Regions from separate parts of the Homo sapiens genome. Here regions 2 and 3 are each linked to region 1. A link is a contact called in ENCODE Hi-C data. All regions are on one chromosome and are shown on one strand. Each heading gives the region's core, a stretch centred on a gene start or an enhancer-like site at or near the end of the contact. The rest is flanking DNA. Distances are from core to core; before and after follow the strand shown. Region 1 holds the start of RAB3GAP2 (RAB3 GTPase activating non-catalytic protein subunit 2). Region 2 holds the start of BROX (BRO1 domain and CAAX motif containing). Region 3 holds the start of MIA3 (MIA SH3 domain ER export factor 3).

Region 1 (4,982 bases), core at 1,811-4,310:
CGTTAAGTGCAATCAAAAACCATTGAGTGTTATTAAAAGGGCAATGTTAGGCTGGGTGTGGTGGCTCATGACTGTAATCCCAGCACTTTGGGAGGCCAAGGCAGGTGGATCGCAAGGTCAGGAGTTCAAGACCAGCCTGGCCAACATAGTGAAACCCCATCTCTACTAAAAATACAAACATTAGCCGGGCATGGTGGCGCATGCCTGTAGTCCCAGCTACTCAGGAGGCTGAGGCAGAAGAATTACTTGAACCCAGGAGGTGGAGGTTGTAGTAAGCTGAGATCATGCCACTGCACTCCAGCTTGGGCAACAGAGTGAGACTTCATCTCAAAAAAAAAGGCAATGTTGTGATCTAAATTATGCCTTAAAAGCTCACTGTAACTACTGTTGAGAATTATTACAGGAAACCAAGAGCAAAAGCAGGAAGAATTGCTAGAAGAAGACACATATCATATCATAGCCCAGGTTGAGAAAAGATGGTGGCCTGGACCAGGAGAGTGGTAGAAGGATAAAGAAAATCTGTTCCTTTTTTCTACATTCCCTATCTACAATCCTGCATCTGCTATCCTTCACAGCCAAGCTCCTTGAAATAGTATATTTCACTTTTTAACCCCTTATCCTATAACTATGCTTTCTGCCTCCACTATCCTACTGAAACTGTCCTAAGGTCCAAGTTACCTCCACCTTCTCAAAACCAATAAGCATTTTTCTATCCTTTTCTTACCTGACCCCTGCTGCATTTGCAAAACTGCTGACCATTCCTCACCCTCATCAAGTTCTCGCCTTCCTCAGCTCCGAGGGCCTTACTCTCACATGATTTTCCTCTTTCTTTTACTCCTTCTCAGTCTTCTTCCCAGTAACCTCTACTTGACTTTTAAACACCAGTGCTCCTCTAAGCTTACAGCTTTAGTACTCAGTGCATTTCACAACATACATAATCCTTGAGACTGAACTGACACTTTTTGCTGTTAGCTCCCCAATTAACATCTCTGGCCCAGTACTCCCTACTGTTTAGACTATCTATATCTGGTGTTCAACCAGATGTCCTTACTTGGACATACCATAAACATTTAAAATGCAAAAGGTTGAAAATCTGTATCCTTCATTCTCTTATTACATATAGTTGCCCAAACCACAAGCCAAAGACTTCCTAAACTCCCCCTCACTTACTAGTTACAATGCCCATCACCAGACCTTCACAAGGTCCTGCAGATTCTAACTCCTTAACGTCTTTCTAATCTAGTCCTTCATCTTCATCCTACTAAGGTTCTTAATTCAAGCTCACATAATTTCTTGCTTGGATTACTGGAAGAGCTTCCCAATCCATTTCCCTTCTTCCAATCTCTCCTCCACTTTGCTACCAGAGCACATTACAGGTCTTCAACAAATGTTGTTGATTACATTAAGTACAAATCTGACAATGTCATTTCTCTACTTAAACTTTCAGAGAAACGCCACAATTTTCACAAGGCCTCTCATGGTCTAGCTCCTTATTACTACTACTGCCTCATTGCCCCAACTCTTCCTCTCCCATCCTCCTCTCCAGCCATTCAGCTTTTCTTAGTTCTCTAAATACCATGCCATTTCAGGCCTCCCTTCCTCTGCACATGCTATTACTGCTCCTTTACTCCTCTAACTAGTACTTCAAAGGTAGGCTTAAGTATCACCACTTCAAGAAAATGCCTCATGTATATCTCAGTCACACTGAATGGAAGTTAATGATTTGTCTGTAAACCAGAAGTTCCTACAGCAGGGTCCACCAACCTTATTTGGTTTGTAGCACCAATGACTGGCACAAAGTATGCAATCATTCACAGATGGGTTCGATTTGATATCTTCTAAATTTTCTAAAAAAGGGAGAGGAGCTTAGTGGGCTTTATATCACCATTCCGGTATAGCACAAAGTGAGAGCGCTGTACTACAAAGCCAAATGTGCTTCAGGTTGGAAATGCAAAAATAAAATAAAATAAAATAAAATAAAATAAAACACAAGGCACACCCTTTCAAAATGAAATGTACGAAATTCTGAAAGCCTATATAGTATCTAATAAACCAGCCTTGGAACTTTATACTACTTGGGGAAAGGCTTATTAAACACTTTGATGATAAAAATAGGTGGAAGGCTTCAATAAAGCAAATTAACCTTTCTTGGCTATGTCACTGTAATTTTAGTTCCTAATGTAGATTCTCGTTCACTTCCTGACAGGTTATTTTCCTTCTTTGAGAGAGTCTTACCTCAAGAGTCACTCATTTGTCAGCCATTTGTTCTCAAAATCTGAATGGGGGAAATGCAGATGAAAGAAGGGAGAGTGTGGGGGGATGATCAACACTTTCGGAATGGGAGGTAGCAGAAGGCCACAGTCTCCGGGATGGAAGAGAGTGGGAGCTGGGGCAATACCAGAGTGGAGCGCTGACATGTGGCAAGGAACGGGGAGGATGCGATCACGGAGCAGGCAACATGAAACAGGGAACGACCCCAGGCTGAAGATGGGAGACGGAGAAGATACTCAGAGAGAAAGCTAGGAATGTGTGGGGGTGGGGGGAGGGAGGGAGAAAGCGGTGATAGGCAGAGGCGAGAGGAAACAAGACGCAGTTTTTAGCCAGGGGTCAGAGGGCCTAAGGAGAAAAGCTGGGTCGAGAGGAAGACAACACAAATGGGGCTTCAGGACGAGGTGGGCAGGGTGTCATCCCGGAGCGGAGGGGAGGCACGGGGAGAACTGGGGGTCCAGAGGGCAGAGGCAGGAGGCGCAGAGCGAGTAGGAGACTCGAACCCGTGAGCAGAGGCCGCGGGTGACGAGGGAAGGAAGGGCGAGGCCAGAGAGGCACTTACTGGGGTCCCTCCGCAAGGCGCCGCTGAGGATCTCCTCCCGCAGGTGAGGAAAGAGGAAGTCCCGGGCGGCCTGGAGGTCCTGGAAGTAGCAGAACTGGACAATGGAGCAGGCCATGGCTCCAGGGAACCCCACTACGGCACTCACCTTACCTCACCACGCCCTGCCCCCTCCACCCCACTGCGGCCGCCACCGAGCCCCAATAGCTCTAGCCAAGCAGAAGGCGGAGAAACCAAACCGGAAGCTGTCACTGACACGGGTCCGCTGTCTCCGAGTACTGCGCAGGCGCAGGCTGGCCCAGGCGCCTAGGGCGCGGGGGCCCGGGTCACGTGACTACGGCGCCGCCGCTGCAGGTGGAGCCAAAGTCGACGTGGAGGCTTGGGGCAGATTTTTCAGTCCCAGTTGTGTGTCTACGCCGAGGCATGAACCCTTTCATTCATTCTGGCTTTTAGCCAGAGGTGTTCTAATTGGACTTGTCCGCGCAGCCCTTTGACTTATTCAGTCTTATTGGTCCCCTACTATTGGCACGATCCTGATGTTTCACAGAAACTAATTCGTTTTAAACTAGTGGCAGGCCAGTGGGGGACCGTATCCTGCAAGAGTCGGATTTTGAAAAGATTAATTGCTCTTCCGGAGATTAGCCCCGTCAAGGCTGGCTTTAAATGCTCCTACTATAGATTCCCATAGTACTACGCAAGCCCAATATAGTACGTGTTATAGTGTATTATACACTTTTGTTTTCATTATTCATTTGGTTTTTCATTCATGCATTCATCCATCCATTCAACAAATATTTGTTAGTCTTTTAAATGCCAGCCACGCAGGGTGCTGAGCATTAGAGAACAAAAGAGAAGAAGTACCTTTTCCCAGAAAGCTGGAATTCTAGTGACTGATACAGGCAGTAAGCAATTAATTACAGTATTTCCCTTTAATCCAAGGGGATATGTTTTAAGATCCCCAGTGGATGACTCAAACCATGGATAGTACTGAAACCTATGTATGTGTATTATGTTTTTACCTATACATATATATGATAAAGTTAAATTTATAAATTAGGCACAGTGAAAGATTAACAATAACTAATAATTAAATTGAATAATTATGTGGAAAATGAACCCATGGATAAAGGGGGGACTACTGTACTTAACTATTTAACTGAAATTGTGATCATGCTAGTAAGTGCTTCATAAATATTTGCTGAAGAAATAAATGGAATGCATACATAAAGTAAATAGAATAACTTGTTTCTTTGACAAAGCACTATTTTTGAAAGTACTTTACATTGTTCATTTGGATAGTCACAAATGCCATCTAAAAATAGTGTGTCTTATCCCATTTTTAAAATAAAGAAATTGAGCTGTCTCTGAGCAGACTTTAAGTTATTTTTCCAAAAAATAAAAACAAAAAAAATTATTTTAATGTGAGCACAAAGGCCTGTAGGCACTTACACATTTCCTAAAGGAAACCTAAAGAGGCCATCCACTTTGTATGAAAAAAGGGCACAGGAACAAATGAAAGGCAAGTGGATGGGGTCCAGAGCATTCATTTCTGTCAGGCCCGTGGACATACACACTTAGTCCTAATAATATAACAACTATAATTTAGTGCCCAGGTTCCTACTCCATTATTTCCTACTTCTAGAGTAGGATGATTTTCACAAAATAGGATAGGCAATTTCTATGTTATCAGGTTAACAGGAATCAGTTCTTCACCTATAAAAGGCAGTTGAATCAGATGTGCTGTAAGGTCCCTTTAAGCATCAGGGACCTATACTTCTGTAATCAAAGCTTTCAGAAAAAGCAAGCTGCCAGTGCTCCCTTCTTCCATCTGAAGAAATGCAGTGTTTCCTCAGATCATCACTAACTAGAATAATCCAGCCCTGATAAGATTATTCCCTAAAATCCAGCACCAATCCCAAACTAAACCAAAATTTAAATTTAGATTCTTAGTGTTACTGGACGAATAACAAACACATGACACTTTCTGGAAGGAGACTGTCATTCCTTGAAAACCATTCAAGTTCCTATTCAGGTAAATGCATTTTGTGGAAGTAACTGCTGTTGGCTGATTTTGCTGGCCTTTGTTCTTCCCTGAGGCATTCATATGTCTCCTGTGGTGGTCATTGAATTTCATTACTGTGTTGGCTCAGTTTTA
Region 2 (4,982 bases), core at 1,736-4,235, 2.4 Mb after region 1:
TTAAACAGGGTGGCCAGAGACAGCCTCACTGAGGATATTTGAACAAAGACCTGAAGGAGGTGACAAAGTGACCCAAACAGATAATGGGGGGAAAAGTGCCCCAGAAAAAAAATACGAGAGCCCTAAGGCAGAACTATGTTCCAGGAAATAGCAAGGAATGTGGGAGCACTTACTCTTTTCATACTTCCGTAATTGCAACACCCAGTTACTCTAAAATCTTCCATTGGCTTCTCAGTGCTTTGAGGGCAGAAATCAAATTTTATTCATCTTTGTATCCCTAACCCTTAGTTGTTGAGTCATGAAATTGTTTAAGCTACAGTATTATTACATTATGAGAATACAGATATGCACTATCTCTCCCCCTACATCCCTCGCATAAAGCAGCTCCTGTGTGTTGTATGGCGATAAGATTGCTGCCTACCCAATTAGAAATCCCAACGATCCTAGACTCTTCCTCCTTCTACACCCTCGACATCCAGTCAGTAACTAAATCCTGTCAATTCTTGTTTACATCATTATAGTGGCCCCCAATTGGTCTATTTTGCTGCAGCCTTTCCTCCCAGATATTTCAAATGAAAAAGATAATTTGCATTCATTTCTGGATATATTAGGTAATTTTAAACTCTTGACCTCATTTTATATGTAGCCTACATGTTTACAGAATTTAAGCCAATCATTACATGTTTTCACTGAAATTTGACCCTGGCAGTTTTTATAATTTGAGGACTACTAGAATCATGAAGTTCAATGGTTAGTACTGAGGTCCAACAATGGATCTGCACATGCCTATCACCCTCACCTTCATGTTCCTAGAAATTCAAACTAAACAGCTTGCATATTCAATTTTCCTTTGTAATTTCAATTGGACATGGTATTCTTCACTTTCCATTGTGAAGTCGGCTGCCCAGTGTCAACAGCTGCTAGGTCTCACCACCTCACAAGTAAGAGATGGCTTTCTATTTCAAACTATGCAATATTAGTTAATATACAGAATGGGTATACATAGGTGCTTACTAATTGGCTACAGTATGGAAGGGTGTGTTCTCCAGTAATAAAGAAAATCTTATCATTTGTCTAATTCACTTACAGAATTACTCTCTCAGTACATCTTAAGCACTCTGTAGTAGAGACAGGATTTGGATTTTCTTTTTTAAATCCCAGATTTCAGTGGTATCAGCTTGTGACCTGAGTAATCTGTTTAACCTGAGCTTCAGTTTTCCTCATTTCGTAAAATGAGAATAATTATATTCTCACTGGGTTATTGCAAGAGCAAATGAAATCATGTGAAAGTGCAAAACAAATGCTAGTAGTTGTTACACATCGCAAAATGGCTCAGAGCACGGGTTTTTGTCAGAGCTTTTTGAAGCTACAGGCGATTCAAAGTCAGTACCTACACATTTAAATTATCTTAATAGATAAAAACAAATAACTATTGCGGGGAGACGATAAGAGTTTAGATCTTCCAAGTACCAAGCGTATATTCTTGCCAGAAATCGTTGTGTGTCGGGGGCGGATGGGGGGTGGGGGAGGCCGGGGGTATTCTACTCATACGTGGTTTCATACTCAGTGAAATCTCAAACAATAACTTGCTTTAAACAGAGAATAATTAATGGCGAGTTTGCAAACAATAGCATTTTGGCAGACAGTTCTTAAGTTCAGTAAAATGTGCAAAAACCTAAGCAAGGTTTTATGTGTATATAAATCTTGTCTTTTATTTTTTAAGACAACCCTGAAGTTTTCTGTGGAAACCAGAAAGGGCAAGAAATTGGTCTTAGGTTGCTCAAGGAAACTGGTACTCACTTGTACCCTGCGGCTATACATTATATACAGGAAAAGGAGGAGGGATCCAAGGAGGGCGTGGAGCTCCTGTGCGTGGTCCATTAATTCACATTTTGCTCTCTTCGGTTCACATCCTGCGCGGACTCCACCCAAGGCAACCGAGCGAGGGGGTGGGTGGGACTCACAGCCTACCAAATAACAGTCCCAGAAACCGAAACGAAATCGAGGTGGAATTCTGAAAACACGGCTCACCAGAAAGAGGGGTGGAGAAGGAGCGCGAGAGGAGACCCTTCTTTTGGCAGAAGAGGTATCCCTGGCCCTCGTTGCTTCCTGGGCTCCCCCCCATCCCCTCAATCGCAAACAGTTCCCTCCTTTCCTACGCATGGAAGAAGGAAGACACACACAGAGCAAGGCCACTCATCCTTGGAACGTGGGCGGAGAACACACAAGTATTCCTCAGAGAATTTCAAAAGGAAATCGAGGAAAAGCAACCTGGGAGAGGAGGAGGAAAGGAAACTGACTGCCAAGTGGGGGACCCGCGAGACGGTGGAAAGGAACTAAGCAGATAGCCTGCTGGGGCCTGCGCCCCAGGAAAGAAGGGCTACCTGTTGAATGGAACTGTCCCTGCGGAGGCGGAGAGGGAAGAAGGCGAGTCACCCCAGAGAGCGGAGCCGTTGTCCCTAGAGCAGCCTCGCTGGGGCTGGTGGCGAGGGATCTCAGCCCCAGTGCCTGCGGAGCCCCACCCTGAGAAGCCTTGGCTGCAGATACGGTGATGAGAGACACCGACAGAAACAAGGGAGAGGCGCACGACTGGAGCCGGTCTGGCCTGCTCCCGCGGTTAGTCACTCACATCTGATACTCGTCTATCGCCTCCACCAGCTGGCCCCAAGAGTCGAAGTCGGCGCCTCTCCTAAAACTGGCGCCCCAGCGCTGCAGCAGACTCCGGGTCACCTCCGACATGGCCGGTCCCCACCCCGTCCCCTCCCGCCCCTACCCCAGCAAGGCCGGGTTCTAGGGCGCCATCCTCCCCCGGCCTGGCCCCGACATTAACAGGGCCAGGAGGAACCGCTACGGCCACCACCGCCACCCGCCGAGGAGCCGCCCAAGCCCATTTGCCGCCACAGCCAAACTTTGCGGCTCCAAAGCGACCGCCCCGCCGAGACCCCGCCCCCGAGGCCCCGCCCCGGGTTAGGTTGAGGCCGCCCCACTGCGCCGAGGGCCGCCATCGCTATTGCGGCATTCTCCCTCGGCTCCGGAGGTAGGGGCAACTCTTCTCTTCCTGTCTGGGAAAAAGACCATAGCTCAAAAGGAAGGCCGAGGGAGAAGTTAGAAAGGGATGATGAACGAAGCGTTTTGAGGGGACTGCAACGCCGCGGCAATACCCGCCCCTGAGCTGCGCGCACTACCGCCTCGGTAGCTATCATGGCCGCCGGGTCACGTGACTCCGGCTTGGCGCCGTCCTGGTTTTCCGTCACCCTGGTTCTGTAGTCTCGGTTCTCCGACTCCCTCTTTTTCTCGCTTGTGGACTCCGATATATTGCCCTTCTTCCCTTAGAAGAACTGCTGAACCGACTCTGAGAAATTTGGTAAGTATGTCAGAGGATGGGTGTTTCTCAGTAATATCCCCCGCTACTTCCCCGGAGTCTCAAGCAATAGGATCACCCCCTTTTACATTAGTCTCCATAGACCCCTGGACAGTGGACCAAAAGTCTCCTTCTAGTGCCTTGAAACAAACGACAGAAAGAAAATCCATATTGGTCACCACAAATCAGTGGCATTAACAGCTAGATCCGCTGAATCCCCTTGCCCCGCATCTCCATTGGTCATTGGAGAGCTTATAATACAAGCTAAACTGGGGTTCGTTCGGCCGTTGTCTGGCCACCTCTCCCGGGTTGACAGTATCGGCTTTCCACAAAAATGCCTGTTTGGAAAGAGGGGAACTCAAGTGTTGGCGCGTGCGCACGGTCGCCGCCCGCTGCCTCGAACGGGACTGGGCACGGGAGGAAGAGGCTGGGTGGTAAACAGGAAGTGGGCGCTCAGAGCTCGGGGGCGGCGCTCAGGTAGGTTCCTCTGGGGACTCGGGGCTTCCGGGGTGGGGGTCCCTTGTTAGGAGCGGGAGTCCTCTTGTGGAAGTGTGTTAGCTTACAGCTTCGATCCGAATGTTGTATTGGTGGCTCTAAAGGCACCCTTGTCCCTGCGGGTGGGTGTGTCGTTCTTCTATCCCACCCTAGGAACTCCCGAAAACTGAAGACCGCCGGGTCGCAGAAGGGGAGAAGATGGGGCAGGGGCAGAAACCCTCTTCTTTCCTGAAGTAAAGATTCGCAAAACTTCAGACATTTTCATCCAGGAAGTAGGAGGCCGCATTAAAAGAAGTATTTGTGGAAGATTTCGCAGCCTCAAGTGCTGAGTGTGATATTATTTGTAGGCACATAGATGCTGTATTAGGCTATCGGAATTTATATGGAAGATGTGTAGAAGATGATATTTTCTGAAATAACTCGTTAAATGTTTTGAGTCCTAAATAAACCTGCTCAGTTTTTCGTTGGGTACACACTGTATTCTCTATTCATTAAGTATGTGGTGCTCCTCAAAACCAGCTTTGTCATGAATAAATAGCATAAAGGAAGCACTTAATGTAGGCATTTCATACACTGTACAGCCACCATTATTTTCTAATACTAGGAAAAGTCGATTGTCAGAATTTTTTAGTGCCTTCAAATTAAATGAACCTTATCAGAATTTTTTCTCAGTTACTTCCTGGAATCTAATTGCCATGTTTAGGTCTTCGCCTGGGCTTTCTCCTTATTATCTGCTGCACTACCTACCCAAGGACATTTAGACAAGACATGCTGCTTTTTTTTTTTTTTTTTTTTGAGACGGAGTCTCCCTCTGTCGCCCAGGCTGGAGTGCAGTGGTGCCATCTCGGCTCACTGCAAGCTCCGCCTCCTGGGTTCTCCTGCCTCAGCCTCCCAAGTAGCTGGGACTACAGGCGACCGCCACCATGCCCGGCTAATTTTTTTTTTGTACTTTTAGTAGAGTCACCGTGTTAGCCAGGATGGTCTCGATCTCCTGACCTTGTGATCTGCCCGCCTCGGCCTCCCAAAGTGCTGGGATTACAGGCGTGAGCCACCGCGCGTTTTTTTTTTTTTAAGTAGAAGGCATGGAACTTAATTTTTTTTTTAAGTTGGCATCTCACTTAGGTGG
Region 3 (4,982 bases), core at 1,000-3,499, 2.3 Mb after region 1:
TGCACTGCTGGCACTGGAGATGGGGAGAAGTGGTCAGATTCTGAATGTATTTCAAATGTTTATGCTGAGTGAAAGAGTCAGACAAAAAAAGAATGTATACGATATTATTCCATTTATATCAAATTCTAGAAAATGCAAACCAATCTGCAGTGACAGAAGGTTGTCTGAAGACAGCTGGGACAAGGGAGGGAGGGATTATAAAGGATCATGAGAACTCTTTCAGAGGTGATGTTGATGAATATGTTAATTAACTTCATTGTGGTAATGGTCTCATGGGTGTAGACATATGTCAAAAATTATCATTGTACACTTTAAACATGTGCAATTTATTGTAGGTTAATTATACTTCAACAAAGCTATTAAAAAAGACATGGGATTGTCTGATGGATTGGACTTGGGTGTGAGAAAAAAGAGGTCGAGGATGGTTTGTATGTTTTTGGCTTAAGCACCTAGAAGATAGGAATTAAATTGTCATTCCTATTCCTCAAATAGGGAAGACCGAAAGGAGCAGAGTTTGAGAGAAAAAGATAAAGAGTTTGGTTTTCAACATATTGTTAGAGATGCCTATTAGACACATCTAAGATATTAAAACAAATAAATACACAGTAGAAAAGAAATGAAGAATGAACAGAACTACTACTTGGATAGAAAGTGCTTGTCCGTGACCTTACCAAATGTATATTTCTCAAGACAGCATTGGAATTACATTGGCCCAGTAGGAACTCTCACGGCTCCTACAGACAAAAATTTGTGAGCATCTGTTTACCGTTTTTTCCTTATTCGATATAATGGATTGCACAGACAAGCCACATTCTTTCTTCTTGCTTTTAAGTAATACGATTTGTTTGGGAAACCAGCTGCTGGGTTTGTTGTTCAAGGTTGATGAGTAACCTTAGAGATTGCAATGAGAAGCTGCTGGTCACAGACAGATGCCAAGTTCTTCAACCAGGGCTGGAGAGCATTGTAGCCACTCTTCTGGAGAGCATTGTAGCCACTCTTCTCTGGGCTGACCTGCTCATGCAGTCCCCCGCTTTTTTAACTGCACATATAAATCATCCAGTTATAGTATGATTTAAATAAGATTTTGCTTCCCTGCTCAGAAAGAAAGTACAAAAATTGCTTGTTGCTTGATGGAGGCTTTACAGAGCTGTGATTAAAAAGGAGCATACTACCTGGGTTTGAATCTTAGCTCCATCACTCACTAGGTGTTTGAATGCCTTAAGGTAGTCATCTCTGAAATGGGGATCATAATAGGACCTACTACTCTAAGGTGCGATTGTTGTGAAGATTAATCTTAATTCTGGCATGAAATAAGTATAAAATGGAAGCTCATCACACTGTTATTAAATTAATTTACTTTTTTCCTATGGATATAGATCTAGGAATCTCAAGATCTCAGCCCAAGGACCATTACCCATTTCTATCAACGACCAAGCAGGCCACGGGCTCTGATTTATATCCTCAGCCCCCTATTCCACTCACCTCCCCCTTTCTTAATCAAAGAGCACCACGGGATGGTGCCCCCAAGGAAGCCCTGGGAGGCTGAAAAGGAGGGAGCCTGAAACCAGAGACTAACAGTGGCAAATCGCGGGTGGGATTTGGCAGTTCAGAAAAGGAGGTACCATGCCAAGAGTGGGGGTAGCGGGGTGAAGTAGCGGGGTGAAGTGGGGGGCTGGTTCGGGACAGGCCACAAACCAGAAACTGCGAGAAGGCGCCAGAAGGGACCTGTTGAGATGGCGCAGGGTTGGGGGACCCAAGCGCGCGGGGAGGGGTGAACTAAGAATGGAGTCACGCGGAGGTGCTGCGAGGGACTGGGGCAAAGGCAGGTGATTGGGCGAGGGAGTCCTGGTTGCCACGGCAGCGACCAGAGGAGAAGGCTTCGAGGAGAGGAGGAGGCTGCTGTCAGTCCTCCTCCTGGAGGTCTCCCGCATCCCTCCTAGAGCCTCTGCTGACGTGTCAGTCGGAAACTGCTCAGACCTTCGCGGGCGCCGCCCCTCTGCGCTTGTCTTCCCACATGCCCCCGGCGCTCCGCCTGGTCCCTGCCCGCGTCCCTGCCCCCGTCCCTGCCCCCGTCCCTGCCCCCGTCCCCGCCCCGTCCCCGCCCCCGCCCCCGCCCCCGTCCCCGCCCCCGTCCCCGCCCCGTCCCCGCCCCAGCCCCCGCCCCAGCCCCCCCGTCCCCGCCCCGTCCCCGCCCCCGTCCCGCCCCTCTGCGCCCGCCCCGGCCTCCTCCTCCGCGTCACCGGCTCCCCGAGGTGACCACAACATGGCTGCGGCGCCTGGGCTGCTCGTCTGGCTGCTCGTGCTCCGGCTGCCCTGGCGGGTGCCGGGCCAGCTGGACCCCAGCACTGGCCGGCGGTTCTCGGAGCACAAACTCTGCGCGGACGACGAATGCAGCAGTGAGTGCGCTGGAGGGGCGGCTGGCCTCGGGGCGGCTGGCCTTGGGGTCTCCGCCGGCCCCGGGGGTCTCCGCGGCGGCGCCGCCTGGGCTGTGCGGGGACGGGAGTTCCGCAGCCCCTGGCCGGCCCGGGGGTCGCAGGCGGGATGGGCTGAACGCGGGGGTGGGCGCGCTCCGGGTCCCTGTGTCTGCCTTCTCCCGCTCTGCCTGCGCCCGGCCCCTCGGGCCTGACCATGGGGGCTGCACCTCCCACTTGTTGCCAGCGTTTTATTTTTCCTCTGCTGAGGCGGGGGGTTGCTTGCGGTGGTCCCCGGCTTCCCCAATAGTGGCTCACAGCGTCCCCTTCCCACCCCCCCAATCCGCCTGGGCTCGGAGGGTAGATGTGGTTGCGCGCCGCGCGTCTGGGCTCCCCACGCCGCAACCAAAGCTTTCCTGCCCGCGCTGCGGGGACCTCGGTGGGTGCATCACCCCGGCAGATGCGCTAAGGGCTCGGTGGGCGTTTTCCCAGTGGCAGGTTGATGGTGGGGTTTGTTTGGAAAGGCTCCCTGGCGCTGCTCCTTTGCCCTTCTGCTTTATTGGGATTTGGGCTTGTACCGCCTTTTGAACAGGAATTGGGAGTTTAGGTTTGGGACGAGTCTGGAGTCCAAGCACTCATTGTATTCCGAGGTCTCTGCCCCGACTTTGATCAATCCTGTCGTTTCTGTGCTTGGAAGCCGCCTTGCAGACTGCTAGGCAGGACTGCAGGAAGACCAAAATCTTTCGCTCTGCAGAGACCGAGGATCTGCACCGGCCACCTGGGACCGGCAGCCTCCTCTTCTGTGCGCAGGAAGCGGAATTGCTCTCCAGTCTGGGATTGGAGGTGGGCGGTGGAGAGGGCACAGATCTTCAGGCTCAGATGAAGAAGGTTATTACAGGAATGACAGTAAATACTCCAAGGGTCTCATAAGCCAAGCTTGGTTTAGCCTTAGCCGCTTGCGTGTTGAAACCTCTTCCCTCTATGTTCGCCGGACCAGGATCATTTTAGGGCCTCCCAGACCGTCTCAACCTTGTAACTTACTGATAGCCACTGCAGAAACGGTTTTTCATACACTGTTAAGCAATGCCTATAGAAACGTATTCATTTTAAGAAGGCCAAGAACTCTATGGTTTAGCTATTTATATTCAAATTGATGTTATCAAAACCGAATTTCATAATATGAACTGTTTGTATCTCTACAACACTAATCAAGAAAAGAGATCTCTAATGAGTGTGAAGCCATTCCTAGAGATAACCCTGTGGTTGATGTAAATAAACACTACAAAAGCGGTACAACTGCCATGATTTTTCCCTTTAGTTTTCTTGGGTCAAAGCCACGCTGTTACCCATTTGCCGTTGGCAATGGCAAGATAGTTGGTATTCTTTGCTTGCAAGCATTGCCCTGCCTGGGTTCCTCAAAACAGGTTACCTGGAGAATCATCACATCACTGATGCTTCTTCAGTACTGAGGCATGATGTTAGAAGAGCTCACGGTTGTAACATAACTTGAGAAATGGTACGTGTTCAGAGGAAACCAAATACAATAGGCATCAACAGGAGCAAGGTCTAGATGGGTCTGTGTTGTGTTGTAGAAAGTGTTTAGTAATGTGAGTATGTACGGTGCCCTTGTGTGGTTTTCAAATAGCTGTTCCACAGGGTGCATTTTGTTGGCATCTCAAATATTATTATAAATCCTCTATGATCTATTGTAAGGGGGAGCAAAAGAAACATTGCCATTTTCAATTCTGATCTTATTCCCAACCTTAAATTGTCCATCATCTTAAACCTGGCCTCACACTCAATTATATCTGAGCTACAAAGCTGACATGTTGGAAAGTAATCAGAGTTTAGCTTCAAAAAACAAGTAGCCCCTTCCAAATCTATATGCGTGTATAGCCATTTAAAGGCACGTTTTTAATGTATTTTATTGCAAATTGGCTTTTGGAAAAAATCTTATTTCTATTCGTCCTTCTTTGTCTCTGCTATTTAGATGTATTTATTGTCCATTTCATCTTACATGGGAAACTGTGTATGTGGTCAACAAAAATAAAAGTACTGCTTCAGCCAGTTTCTAGATCAAGCGTGATTGAATTACTGACCTATTCTCATAGTTTTGCTTAGTCCCAGCCAAATGAGATGTCGACTTTTGATTTTGTTTATAGAAAAATATACATAAGGGTATTCTTTCCTTTGTTTTGAAACTTAATTTTGGATACAGTCAACATTATTTACTTTCAGAAAATATTGCCTTGTGATGTAATTGAATCTATAGTAGGGTGTGATAGATATCTTTTCCCATTAATTTATCCAGACACTGTACTAAGGGAACAACTTGGCTGCAAATGAAATTGACAGTGTTTACTGCTACATAGTACTGGTTACAGTCACTTGAAGATAGACCCTTTTAGTGGTTAGTTCAAGTTAATTGACCTCTTGGGGGTTCCTGGGTACTCTAGTTCCCTATTACCCGTTCATGTAGCCATGCTTAAGTTAATCATCATCTGGGCTTGAATTTACCCATTTGCAAAAGGAAGCTTTTTATGAATATGAAACAGAAAAGATTGAGGACTA

Evidence for each region. A loop is a pair of places that touch in the nucleus more often than their neighbours do. Pooled maps may share reads with other maps.
Region 2: a loop to region 1 is called in a map of CD4-positive, alpha-beta T cell, with 13 times the contacts of the local background. The contact joins the promoter of BROX here to the promoter of RAB3GAP2 in region 1. A Hi-C loop is called at or near these places in 2 of 168 maps with a recorded cell type or tissue (CD4-positive, alpha-beta T cell and naive thymus-derived CD4-positive, alpha-beta T cell) and 16 of 50 pooled maps.
Region 3: a loop to region 1 is called in a pooled map, with 15 times the contacts of the local background. The contact joins the promoter of MIA3 here to the promoter of RAB3GAP2 in region 1. A Hi-C loop is called at or near these places in 6 of 50 pooled maps.

The regions. Positions count from the first base shown.
Region 1 is chr1:220,269,393-220,274,374 of GRCh38, forward strand. RAB3GAP2 (RAB3 GTPase activating non-catalytic protein subunit 2) reads right to left here and starts at 3,061. Exons shown (of 35, transcript NM_012414.4): 1 at 2,831-3,061. The coding sequence starts at 2,945. RefSeq lists an enhancer at 1,155-1,656.
Region 2 is chr1:222,709,579-222,714,560 of GRCh38, forward strand. It overlaps BROX (BRO1 domain and CAAX motif containing), which reads left to right and starts at 2,986. Exons shown (of 13, transcript NM_144695.4): 1 at 2,986-3,364. It overlaps AIDA (axin interactor, dorsalization associated), which reads right to left and starts at 2,913. Exons shown (of 10, transcript NM_022831.4): 1 at 2,630-2,913. The coding sequence starts at 2,739. RefSeq lists enhancers at 2,681-3,595, 3,964-4,183 and a silencer at 2,794-3,013.
Region 3 is chr1:222,615,848-222,620,829 of GRCh38, forward strand. MIA3 (MIA SH3 domain ER export factor 3) reads left to right here and starts at 2,250. Exons shown (of 28, transcript NM_198551.4): 1 at 2,250-2,396. The coding sequence starts at 2,264. RefSeq lists a cis regulatory region at 660-1,242, silencers at 2,048-2,117, 2,288-2,547 and enhancers at 2,068-2,950, 3,231-3,290.